Linked DNA regions of Homo sapiens: region 1 is linked to region 2. A link is a loop called in an ENCODE intact Hi-C map of the cell type or tissue named here. Cell type or tissue: gastrocnemius medialis. All regions are shown on one strand. Links, peaks and the distances in the headings refer to the core of each region. The heading gives the core; the rest is flanking DNA. Region 1 has its middle 210 kb from the start of JARID2-DT. Region 2 overlaps LOC105374945 (a long non-coding RNA gene).

Evidence for each region. Hi-C counts contacts between places; a loop is a spot of excess contacts. Peaks named below come from ENCODE experiments on the same cell type or tissue, not always from the same donor. Only the 100,000 strongest peaks of a DNase experiment are listed, where the experiment ranks them.
Region 1: a loop joins it to region 2, with 9 times the contacts of the local background. A loop is called at or near these places in 2 of 110 quality-filtered maps.

What each region holds. Positions count from the first base shown.
Region 1 is chr6:15,033,899-15,039,271 of GRCh38, reverse strand. No RefSeq gene overlaps it. Among named protein-coding and RNA genes, the nearest start is that of JARID2-DT, 210 kb to the left of the region's middle. In gastrocnemius medialis, for the core only: no CTCF peak of the experiment used is centred there; DNase peaks (open chromatin) are centred at 483 and 2,361; H3K4me3 peaks cover 821 bases; H3K27ac peaks cover 3,683 bases.
Region 2 is chr6:14,921,571-14,926,943 of GRCh38, reverse strand. All of the region lies in intron 2 of LOC105374945 (a long non-coding RNA gene), which reads left to right. Among named protein-coding and RNA genes, the nearest start is that of JARID2-DT, 320 kb to the left of the region's middle. In gastrocnemius medialis, for the core only: no CTCF peak of the experiment used is centred there; DNase peaks (open chromatin) are centred at 2,043, 2,523, 4,353 and 4,879; H3K4me3 peaks cover 652 bases; H3K27ac peaks cover 5,000 bases.

The DNA of each region.
Region 1 (5,373 bases), core at 165-5,164, 110 kb before region 2:
TACTTCCTCTCATGCCAACCACCAAAAATAGAAAACAAAATAATTGAGATAAAGAACATTATCATTCCTTATTACAGTTAATGGCTAGAAGGCTATAGAACCAGCACAGGAGTGCACCCTGAAATCCAGGCCTGTGGAAGAAAAGGTTAGTTTCTGTAAATGAGGCTCAGAGAATGGATGGAAGTAGCTGTAACTCATCCTCTTCAGTGATTTGGAGATAGCTTACTTTTAAAATTAAAGTGCCAGGAAGCAACAACCCTAAAATGTAGCTAATGTCAGATAAGATGTAATCTAGGAAATTGTAATATGCCCATCATGAGGTAATGTTGTAATGGCAGTAGCTTTTGGTGGCTGATAAGGAATATTGGAAAAGGTGCCGGAGTGAGAGAGTGAGTCTCCAGTTTCTCCAGCAGAGACCAGGGCAGGCATACCCTGACTGTCCAGTTACATGTTGTCTTCTGGTTGGCAGCTGGATGGCTGCATGGTGGAGGATGGAGAATCAGGCGCTCACAGCCAGAAGCTATTCCCAGAGACCTTCTGGCTCCTTGTAAACTGGGCCTGTACTCTGCCAGCAGTGGGATCATCTTAATAGGATTTCCCAAGTTAATTTTCCTGCTGGGAGCAGAAAGTACCCACCAGCTTGGAAGGCAGAAGCAGGTGTGAAAACAGGGTGGTCAGAATCTTGACCCTGCCAAGTACAGAATTTGGGGGCAGTTAGCTTCAGTCACCTCTCCCAATAGGCTTCCTCATTTGTAAAATTCAATGACAATATTTCCCCCATGGGGTTTTTGCGAAATACGCACCAGGTAATGTAATTGGAAAGCTCAGCGCCCCCCAACTCCACATACCTGGGGATTCCAGTCATTCCGGCACTTTTCTTTTTCTATGTTAATGAACACATTTGCACTCTGTTTTTGCTCATTCATTCTTTTTCTCCTCACTCAGATCTGTTTATGCAACAGATGTTTATAAAGTGAACGTGGGCCACCCCTGTAATCCTAGCACTTTGGGAGGCTAAGATAGGAGGATCGCTTGAGCCCAGAAGTTCAAGACCAGCCTTGGCAACATAGTGAGACCCCCATCTCTACAAAAAATACAAAAATTAGCTGAGAGCGGTGGAACGCACCAGCAATCCCAGCTACTCGGGAGGCTGAGGTGGGAGGCTTGAGCCTGGGAGGTCAAGGCTGCAGTGAGCCGGGATTACTCAACTGCTCTCCAGCCTGGGTGGCAGAATGAGACCCTGTCTCAAAATAAATAAATAAAAATAAAGATAATGTGAACCTGAAGTGAATTTGTGTGGAGGGACTTGAACCCTTGGGGACAGCTCCCTTTCTGTAGGCGAGGAGCCACTGGGTAACTTGAGTCAAACTTGAGCATACTCAAATGAGATGAAGGCCTTCGGTCACTGTGTCAGGGATCAGAGGGTACAGCTTCCTCAGGCCTGACTTCCTTCTGGAAGCCTTTTTGAGCATCTTGGCCCTTACTCTGTGATTTTCCCAAACTCTGCACACTTCTGGCAGAGGCAGGTCAGGGTAGGGGTGGAGAGTGTGGATTCTGGGGCCAGGGTGCCTGTGTTTGAATTGTCGCCACTGACTGGCAGCCACTTCCTCAGCCCTGTCTGTAAAACAGGGATAATCACGTACCCTCCTCATGGGGTTGTTATATAAATGAGGTGAGTTTGTGTGTGGAGAGATTAGAACCTTGCCTGAGCCAGGCATGGTAGCATGCACCTGTAGTCCCAGCTACTCCAGAGGCTGAGGCAGGAGGATTGTTTGAGTCCAGGAGGTGAAGGCTGCACCGAGCTATGATCGTGCCACTGCACTCCAGCTTGGGCAATGCAGTGAGACCCTGTCTCTTAAAAAAAAAAAAAAAGAATTTTGCCTGGCACATAGGATATGCTACATAATGTAAGAGTCAGTGACTGCTGGACCATATGAAAGTTTTGTTTTTGTAGGCAAAAATGATCTGATACTGGCAGCTTCACTTGGTTGAACGTGGTATTTACTGCACCGTGCTGCAACTCTTTGCTTCAGGAAGGCTCACCTCCCTGAACTGGGGTTGCTGGGAGAGTCTGCTGGCTCCGTGGCAGTGTCTGTGTGTTTCTGCCTTATCCAAGTGACTTCTGTGATTTTGACTTTGGCCCGTTTAGCTATAGAGCAAGCAACGGTGTCATCACTGTGTCACGCCCAGCATAATCTCACGCACAAGGTGGTGGTAGGAGCAAACAGGCTGGTTAAGGAGGCTCTGGAAGATTCCGCTGCTGTGGGGGAGAATGCCCTGGGTCATTTAGCCAACAGGGAGGTTGGCCCTGGCAGGAAGCCAGGTCACCACGCCAGGCTGTCACTCGAGTACATAATCCCTGTTCTGTGCTCCCTGTCAGCTGCCTGATGGCTGCTCACCAGGGGCAGACTCTTATCTGGGAGCAGTCATCCTGATCTTGCAGTTTGTCACTTCAAGCCTCATGACCAGAGTTGTGAAAATGTCACTCTGAGTTGAATATCCAGTCCAGGCATTCCTCTGGCTCATTGCGCTGCAGTCCACGCCTATACCTCTTGGGCCAGTCAAACTGATGGACAGTCATTTAAAAAAAAAAAAAGGAAAAAGGAAAAAATAGAGTTTATTTTATGTATTTATTTGAAATGGAGTCTCACTCTGTTCCCCAGGCCAGAGTGTAGTGGCGCGATCTTGGCTCACTGCAGCCTCCGACTCCTGGGTTCCAGCAATTCTACCACCATTTATTTATTTATTTATTTATTTGAGACGGAGTTTCACTCTTGTTGCCCAGGCTGGAGTGCAATAGCGCTATCTCAGCTCACCGCAACCGCCTCCTCCCGGGTTCAAGTGATTCTCCTGCCTCAGCCTCCTGAATAGCTGTGATTACAGGCACATGCCACCACGCCCGACTAATTTTGTATTTTTAGTAGAGACGGAGTTTCTCCATGTTGGTCAGGGTGGTCTCGAACTCCCGACCTCAGGTGATCCGCCTGCCTTGGCCTCCCAAAGTGTTGGGATTACAGGCGTGAGCCACCGTGCCTGGCCTCTACCACCTTTTAAAGGATGATTTTAATTTTATTTTTATTTTTAATTTTTGGAGACAGTGTCTCACTCTGTTGCCCAGGCTGGAGTGCAGTGGCATGATCATGGCTCACTGCAGCCTCGACCTGCTGGGCTCAAGAGATTCTCTCACTTCAGCCTCCTATGTGGCTGGGACCACAGGCATGCATCACTACACCTGGCTAAATTTTAGTTTTACATTTTTTTATAGACATGGGTTCTTGCTGTGTTGCCCAGGCTGGTCTCAAACTCCTAAGTTCAAACGATCCACCCAACTTGGCTTCCCAAAGTGTTGGGATTACAGGTGTGATCCATCATGGCTGGCAAAATAGAGTTTAAATGGAAAACTTTTTGTTTTGCTCAAGGGAACACACACAGGATAGGCCTTTACTTACAGACACTGAGGAACTGCCAGTCATGACATGAGCTTGTCAGGGCTAAGCAGAAGCCTGATGCAGTAGTGCAGTGGGCTCTGCATCTCCCCTTGGCACCCACATATTCATCCCTAGAGAGCAAGAGCATCTTATTCATCTTTTGCATCTGCAGTGCCAGGTACTGTATTTGATGCAAAATATGTAATTAATAAATATTTATTGACTGACCAAAGAGCAGGCACTCAGTAAATACTTGTTGGTTGTCACTTGTGACCTCTGGCATAATTACCTTCTCCCTTGACCTGGACCCTGGCAATTCTTGGGTGTGTGGCCATGGGAACCGAAGGGTAGCTGGGTTGTACTTTCTCTCAATCCATGGGTCAACATTCTCCAAGCATGTGATACTCAGAGACTTGACTTGGGGCTTCATGTCCCCTCTCCTGAGGCCACGATGGCAGGTCTACAGAGTTTAGATCCTTGGCTGTCAGGAAGGTAGGGGACTAGGAAGAATGAGAGAAGGGCCCATCTCAGCCTGGCCTCCACTTGCTGAGGCCCTTCTCCTAACTTACTCTTTCCAATTCCATGTTTATAAGGAATGGAACCATTCATTCTTCCAGCAGGTGTTTATTGAGCTGCTCATATGTGCCTGACTCTACACGGAATTAAACAGAAATGCCCTCTTTACTGGCTTATGGCTGCCAAGCATTCATAGCAACCTTGCTTTCTGATGCTTCGATGTTGGCTCTTCCTAGTATTAAAAAAAAAAAAAGGGAAAAGAAAAAAAGAAAAAAGAAGAAAGAAAGAAATGCTCTCTGTTCTTAGAGCACTTATAGCCTAGAATGAATGAACTTTGGTTTTGAGAAGTTAAAAGGGTCCATATAGAGTAATGGGGACGGGGGTGGAGAGGTAGGGGAACAAAGCAAATAAAAACTGTCCCCAACCACCCCCTACAAGGAGAAGAGCAGCACATGCATTAGTCATTCTGTGCTTATCATCCTCAACTTCAATATTTCTAAACCTATGTCTGTTTCTATATTTTAGCTCTGGTAGATATTTGAAATAGTCAATCTTTTTAGTTAAAAGCACTTTGTTTCCTTCTTTTCTTACAAAAGTAGAGATGGTCAGGCACGGTGGCTCACGCCTATAATCCCAACATTTTGTGGGACTGAGGCAGGCGGATCACTTGAGGTCAGGAGTTCGAGACCAGCCTGGCCAACAAGGTGAAACCCTGTCTCTACTAACAATACAAAAATTAGCCAGACGTGGTGGTGGGCACCTGTAACTCCAGCTACTCAGAAGGCTGAGGCAGGAGAATCGCTTGAACCTAGGAGGCAGAGGTTGCAGTGAGCCAAGGTCACGCCACTGCACTCCAGCCTAGGTGACAGAGTAAGACTCCATCTTAAAAAAAAAAATAGTAGAGACAATGTTTTGCTATGTTTGCCTAAGCTGGTCTTGAACTCCTGAGCTCAAGCAATCTGCCCACGTGGGCCTCCCAAAGTGCTGGGATTATAGGCCTGAGCCACGGCATTCAACTTGAAAGTGATATAGGAGTTAAGAAGAAATTACTTAGGCAGTTAGTGAAGGTACAGGAGTCCTCGGTAAGGTTTCCCTTTTTAATGAAAAGCAGCCCCCAAATCATTTTCTAACAAACAGCAACCTATAAAATCGAGCTGCAGACATAGATGCCGGCAGGTGTACCAATCATGTTCAAAATGATGGCCCCAGCTTCCCTTCTGTCTCTGCCAGCCTTGTGTACAGTAAGGAGCAAACAAGATGGTGCCGGTCGTGTGGAAAGTTCATTCGCATAATAAGATTAGGGTGGGGCGGCCAGCCTTCCCTGCACTATGTAAACGTTACACCTGATCGAACCTATCTGTGGGCCCTAAGTAAATCAGATACCGCCTCCTCAAGCCTGCCTATAAAATCCGGGGCATCTACCACCAGC
Region 2 (5,373 bases), core at 79-5,078:
GATTGGTAAAGATCAAATGCTAACTATCTCTAGGGCACAGATTATAATTCACACACACACACACACACACACACACAAATATCACATTGTTAATAATGAAGTATTTTAGAGCAAATCACTACCCAGGCAATGTAAGATTTATGGAACTGAAGAATGTTGTTGGGCAGAGGCAGATGCCTATGTTTTATTTTTATTTTATTTATTTATTTTCGAGACCAATTCTTGCTCTATCGCCCAGGCTGGAGTGCAGTGGCGTGATCTTGGCTCACTGCAGCCTCCGCCTCCGGGTTCAAGTGATTCTCCTGTCTCAGCCTCCCGACTAGCTGGATTACAGGCGCCCACCACCATGCCTGGATAATTTTTGTATTTTTAGTAGAGACGGGGTTTCACCATGTTGGTCAGGCTGGTCTGGAACTCCTGACCTCAGGTGATCCACTAACCTCAGCCTCCCAAAGTGCTGGGATTATAGGCATGAGCCACCACGCCCGGCCAGATGGCTACGTTTTAGTTGCAGCTCTGCCTCCCTTAAAGGGGCTCTGTTTCTTCACAAGAATTGCTAAGATGACTTCTGCCAGCCCAACCAATGACAGATAGGTTCTCCCCATCGATTTCTTGGGAAATTTCCTTATCTGTGAAATGGGAATAGTAAGCGTACTTAAATATCAGGTTTTCTTCTTACCTTGAGGAGCTCATGAGATGTGTGTTAAATTGCCTGGTGAACGGTAAAAAGCCATTCTAATGTAGGTTATTTTCACTGTTATCACCAGGAAGACCAAATAGAAGCCAAAGATCAGGGGAACTGCTTCTTACCTGGGATAGAGAACTAAATCACTGGTATCTGCTAAAATCAGGAGTGAACTGAAGTCCTGTCTACCCTTCAATGGTGTTGAGTTAGGTCTGAGAAAGTAACCAGAAATCGAACATTTTCTGGTTCAGATGAAAATCTCTGTTCTGCTCTGAACTTTTATGTGTACTTCCAAGGCTTAATAGGCAGTATTATGAAGCATAGAGAAGAGATTCTTTATTAACACTAGCGTTGAAGATATGGATGACTGGTTTGTTTGTCAAGAGTAAGGTCATAACTCTGTAATCTGCTTTAGTCTGAGAGTTGGACCGATCCCATTTGGCTTACCCAATACCAGTGTGCTACTCTTTTTCTGCCTTCATATATTTCTGCCCACATTGCTTGACTTAAGAAAATATGCATTTGCCTGCTACACATGACTAGTGACTCTCCTATTGAATTAGATTCTCATAAGAAAGCAAAGAGGGAGTGAATGGGGGAGAGATGGAACACACTATATTTCTTTGAGACCAGTGCTTATTTTCTTGGCTGGCAAGTGCTTTTTTCTCACCTTTTGACATAATCCTAATGGTCCTATTAAAATACATTTAGCCTTCTCTCTCTTCTCCATCTGCCAGCACTCTGTGTCATTTGGTGGACGGCAGGCAGGTTTTAAGTTCCGAAAAGCAGAGAACAGACTAAGTATTGGAACAGGATCATATGTCTCCTGTTTTATTTTCAGAAACACACCCCTTCGCCCCCTTGTTTTATTGCTAAGTGTTGAGTTGCAGCTGGATCAGGAGAGGGTGGGACAGCAGGGAGACGTCTTTGCCTCTGAGGATTGTGTGATGCCAAGGAGGGTTTTCCAAGGAGTTCAAGGAGTCTCTTTCATTAGGAATCTTTTGAAGCAAAATATTCTGATGCTGTTATTTTTGGAAATTCCAATTTGGGCTTGTTTAGATGATTCCCAACATTCCTTCCATTGCTTTGAGTGGGTGATTTTTGTGGCTGTGTTTTGGGTTCAAGTTCACAAATAATGTGAGTGTGCCTCAGCCTTATACAGACTTTCTGCCAACAGAAAGAGCTGGAAAGAGCTAAGGCAGTTGCATATTAAGGGCAAATATAGCTCGTGTTCAGCGAACATGAACTGTGTTTGCTCATGCTCTTTGGATGAGCTCTTTGCCTAGTGGGGAGCAGTGGCAGCAGCTGGGGTGGGTAAGTGATACTGTGCTGCAGAGCCTCTGAAACTCCCTGTTCCATCACGGGCAGTGACATTCAATCCCTTCCAGGAAGCAACGTGAGCCCACCACAGCTGGCCAGAGGGAGCTTTCTCTTCTGGTTGGGAGGGGCGGGCTTTGGTCTTTAGAGCCTGACTATCACTGCCTGTGGAGAGCTTTGCATGCTGTCGGGTGGCAAGAACCGGTTGAGTGTCCTTCCTTCCCTTGCAGGGAGCTTCAGGAATGGAGCCCAGTTCTTAACTCAGGGATTTGGGCAGGGGTTTGGGATACTGAGAAAATGCCCATCACGTCAGGCTCCTGAGCAGAACTGGAGGAAGAACCTTTTGAGAATTGGCTGGTCTGGGGTGTGTGGGGGGAGGTTTCTAGACCAGAGGTGGGCCTGGGGGGCGGGAAGCTGGTGTGCTGACCTGCCTCAGGACAGAGGCTAACACACTGCCCTCCCTGATGTGTTCTGGAGCTCTGTTTTCAAAGTAGCGGTACTCAATGTACAGCTAAGGCTCTGTGTCCCCAGTAGCGCTGGACACCAGGATTTCTCAACCTCAGCGGTGCTATTGACATTTGGGATACAGAATTCATGGTGGTGGCGGTGGGGGCTGTCCTGTGCGTTGTAGGATGTTTAGCAGCATTCCTGGCCTCTATCCCCTGTATGCTGGTAGCACTTCCATTCCACTGCTACAACCAAAAATATCTCCAGACATTGCCAAACATCCCCTGGTGGGGCAAAATTGCCCGCAATTGAAAAACACTGCATTTTACAGAAAACAAAACACACTGCTCTCTTCCCCCACCCCCAACTCTGAATTTATATGTACTATTTAGGAAGAGAGCAGGTGGGAAGTCAGATAATATGTTTTTAATATTTGAATACCAGGCTCTTTTATTAGATTGAGGCTTACGAAACTGTCATTCTTTTTGGACGTCAACATGGTTGAATAAGGGCAATTTTGTATGGCTCAACTTAATACCAGCCCATGAAATCAGATTTGTACAAACCTCAGTCACAAGGGGCCTCAGGACAAGGTCATGACCTATGCTGTTTATTAAACACCTCGAGAAGCATCCTCTGCAAGGAATTGCATTAAGACGGGTGGGTGGGGTGAAGAGAGGGAGAGCTGGAGTGAGCCTGAGAACAGAGCCAAAAGCATTGAAGAATATGGAAGAGGAGAGGGGGGGACAGGGATAGTTTTACATGTCCCTGGCTGTGGGAAAGGAAGGTCGCAATCCTACTGGGGTCATAAAGCAGAAGGAGCCATTCAGGTATAGAGGGGAAGAGGGGAAAGGAGACCAAGAGATACAAAGGGACTAAGGCTGGGGGAGATGAACTTCAGAGTCTTAGAGCAAAAATGAACAGGAACTTACCTTCTTCCCTTTGTGATTTAAGAGGCAGAGGTTAAGTACAGGTATGAATCTGGAGGCAATTGGAGACTTGTCCTGGAGCTTTGGGAACAACCTGAGCGTGGTGTATTTTTGGAAAGAAGAGAGGAGCTGGGTATGGGCCCTGGGCATCTTTCCTTGCTGGCCTGGCCTCTCAGGAGCCTGCCCCTCTGGCTGGGTAGATGTAAGCCCCCCTCGAGCAGGTCTGGGGATACCTCCTCTCAGCCATGGCACTGACCTCTTTGTGTGTTGAATCGTTTGTGTTCCTATTTTTTTGTACATTGCCATCATGGCTATACTAAGACAAGTTCCTCAAAAAAGTTGTGTTCTTGGTTTTTTTCTTCCTTTCCTATTCTTTAATCCTTGCCTCTCTGGCATGTCTCAATATGCCCTTTCAAAAATTGGTGCACTAACACCTGTTTTTCCATTTCGTTACAAAGTTGTCTGCAACTTGATCAGCTAGGGGTCTTGTTTGGGGCAAGAAGGGTGATCGGGCAGTGGGAGCCAGGGAGGCTGGCTCTGGTGAGGCACAGGCCTTGGCAACTGTATAAGGAATGTGATGGCTCAGATAAATAGGGCCAGTCCCAAGATGGGAATCTCGTGAATTCACAGGCTACAGCAAATCTCAGAGATGCTCAGTTCTGCAGCTCCATTTCACAGGTGAAGGAATCCAGGCCCAGAACGACCTCCTGACTTGCTCACATCACACAGTTAGTACCAACGCTGAGCACGTAAATCTTTGGGCCTAAGCCCATGCTCTTTTCCCTGAATTACCCCAGTATGCTGTGGTGTGGCTAAGGGTCGAGAAGTTCCAGGGCCCCTCAGTCAGGAGTTTTAGCTCTCATATAAAGGAAAGGGCAGATGACTGCTGCTGTTACTTTTCTTTTGTAATTTGGTGCGTGCATTCAGTGGGCATGGGATGCAGGCTGGTCCAGTGCCTGCCAGGGGGAGTGACTCAGGAGTAGGCTGCCTGCTCCGGCCAGGAGCTCATTAGCAGGGCTGCACTCATTTGCAAACCAGGCAACACAGACCCGATAGCTTCCTGCAGTCCCCGGCTCAGACTCAATAAATATCTGCAGCATTTAGGTGGAAGGGAGGAAGCAAAATAAAGAAGAAACATACTCAGAGGGCGGTTCCTCCTGACTCATTTACGGTGTGAGTGGTTCCCTAGAACACACTTTGGATTTGGGTCAGTTTGCTTGGACTTTGTCAGAAAGCCGAAACTCAAGGAGAAGGGGCGTTCATGCACATCCTTATGCTCAGCAGCAGATTTACCAAGAAGCTAATGAAACACGCTTTGGGACCCTTCACTTGTATGGACCCCTTTCAAGTTCTCACAACTAATCTGTACTTATAATTTTGTAAACGCTTCGCATTTTAAAAACTGTAGATGCTTCCGGTCTTGCAAAATGTGGACTTGCTTCAGAAACCACAGCACGTGATAGGCCAGTATCTTACATGATTTCACTAAACCGACTGAGAAAAGGCACCAGGGTCACGAGTGCCCTAAGGAGCAGATGAATGGGAGAAGTAGAATATGTGCACCAGAAGCTGCATTTCTGCACAGGACCCTCCCATCCTAGCCCTGTTTAAACAAATGTCAGATCTGTCAAAGGAGGCAGTGAGAGTCCATTTGAATTTGGCTTCCTTTTTTTTTCACCTCTTCTTTCAACAGTGACATGGAGCAGAGGGTATAGTTGAGTAGGGCATCCAGCAGCAGGGATTAGGAAGAGGATTTAGGCTCTGCCGAGGCCTCTGAGGATGACCAAAGGAATCCTTGAAGGTTCCTAAAGCTGGAAACCAGCAAAGGCTGGGATGTTGTCACATAAGCCCCAGGGTGGAGACTTTACCTTACCGTGTCCTGTGTTCAAGGTGCACGGGGTCGCAGGTTTCAATTGTCTTCGAGGGCAACGAGGGGCCACGCTAGGGTTGCTTGAGAGCAGTTTTGCTTCCATTCATCCTCCCTTCCCCCTTCTC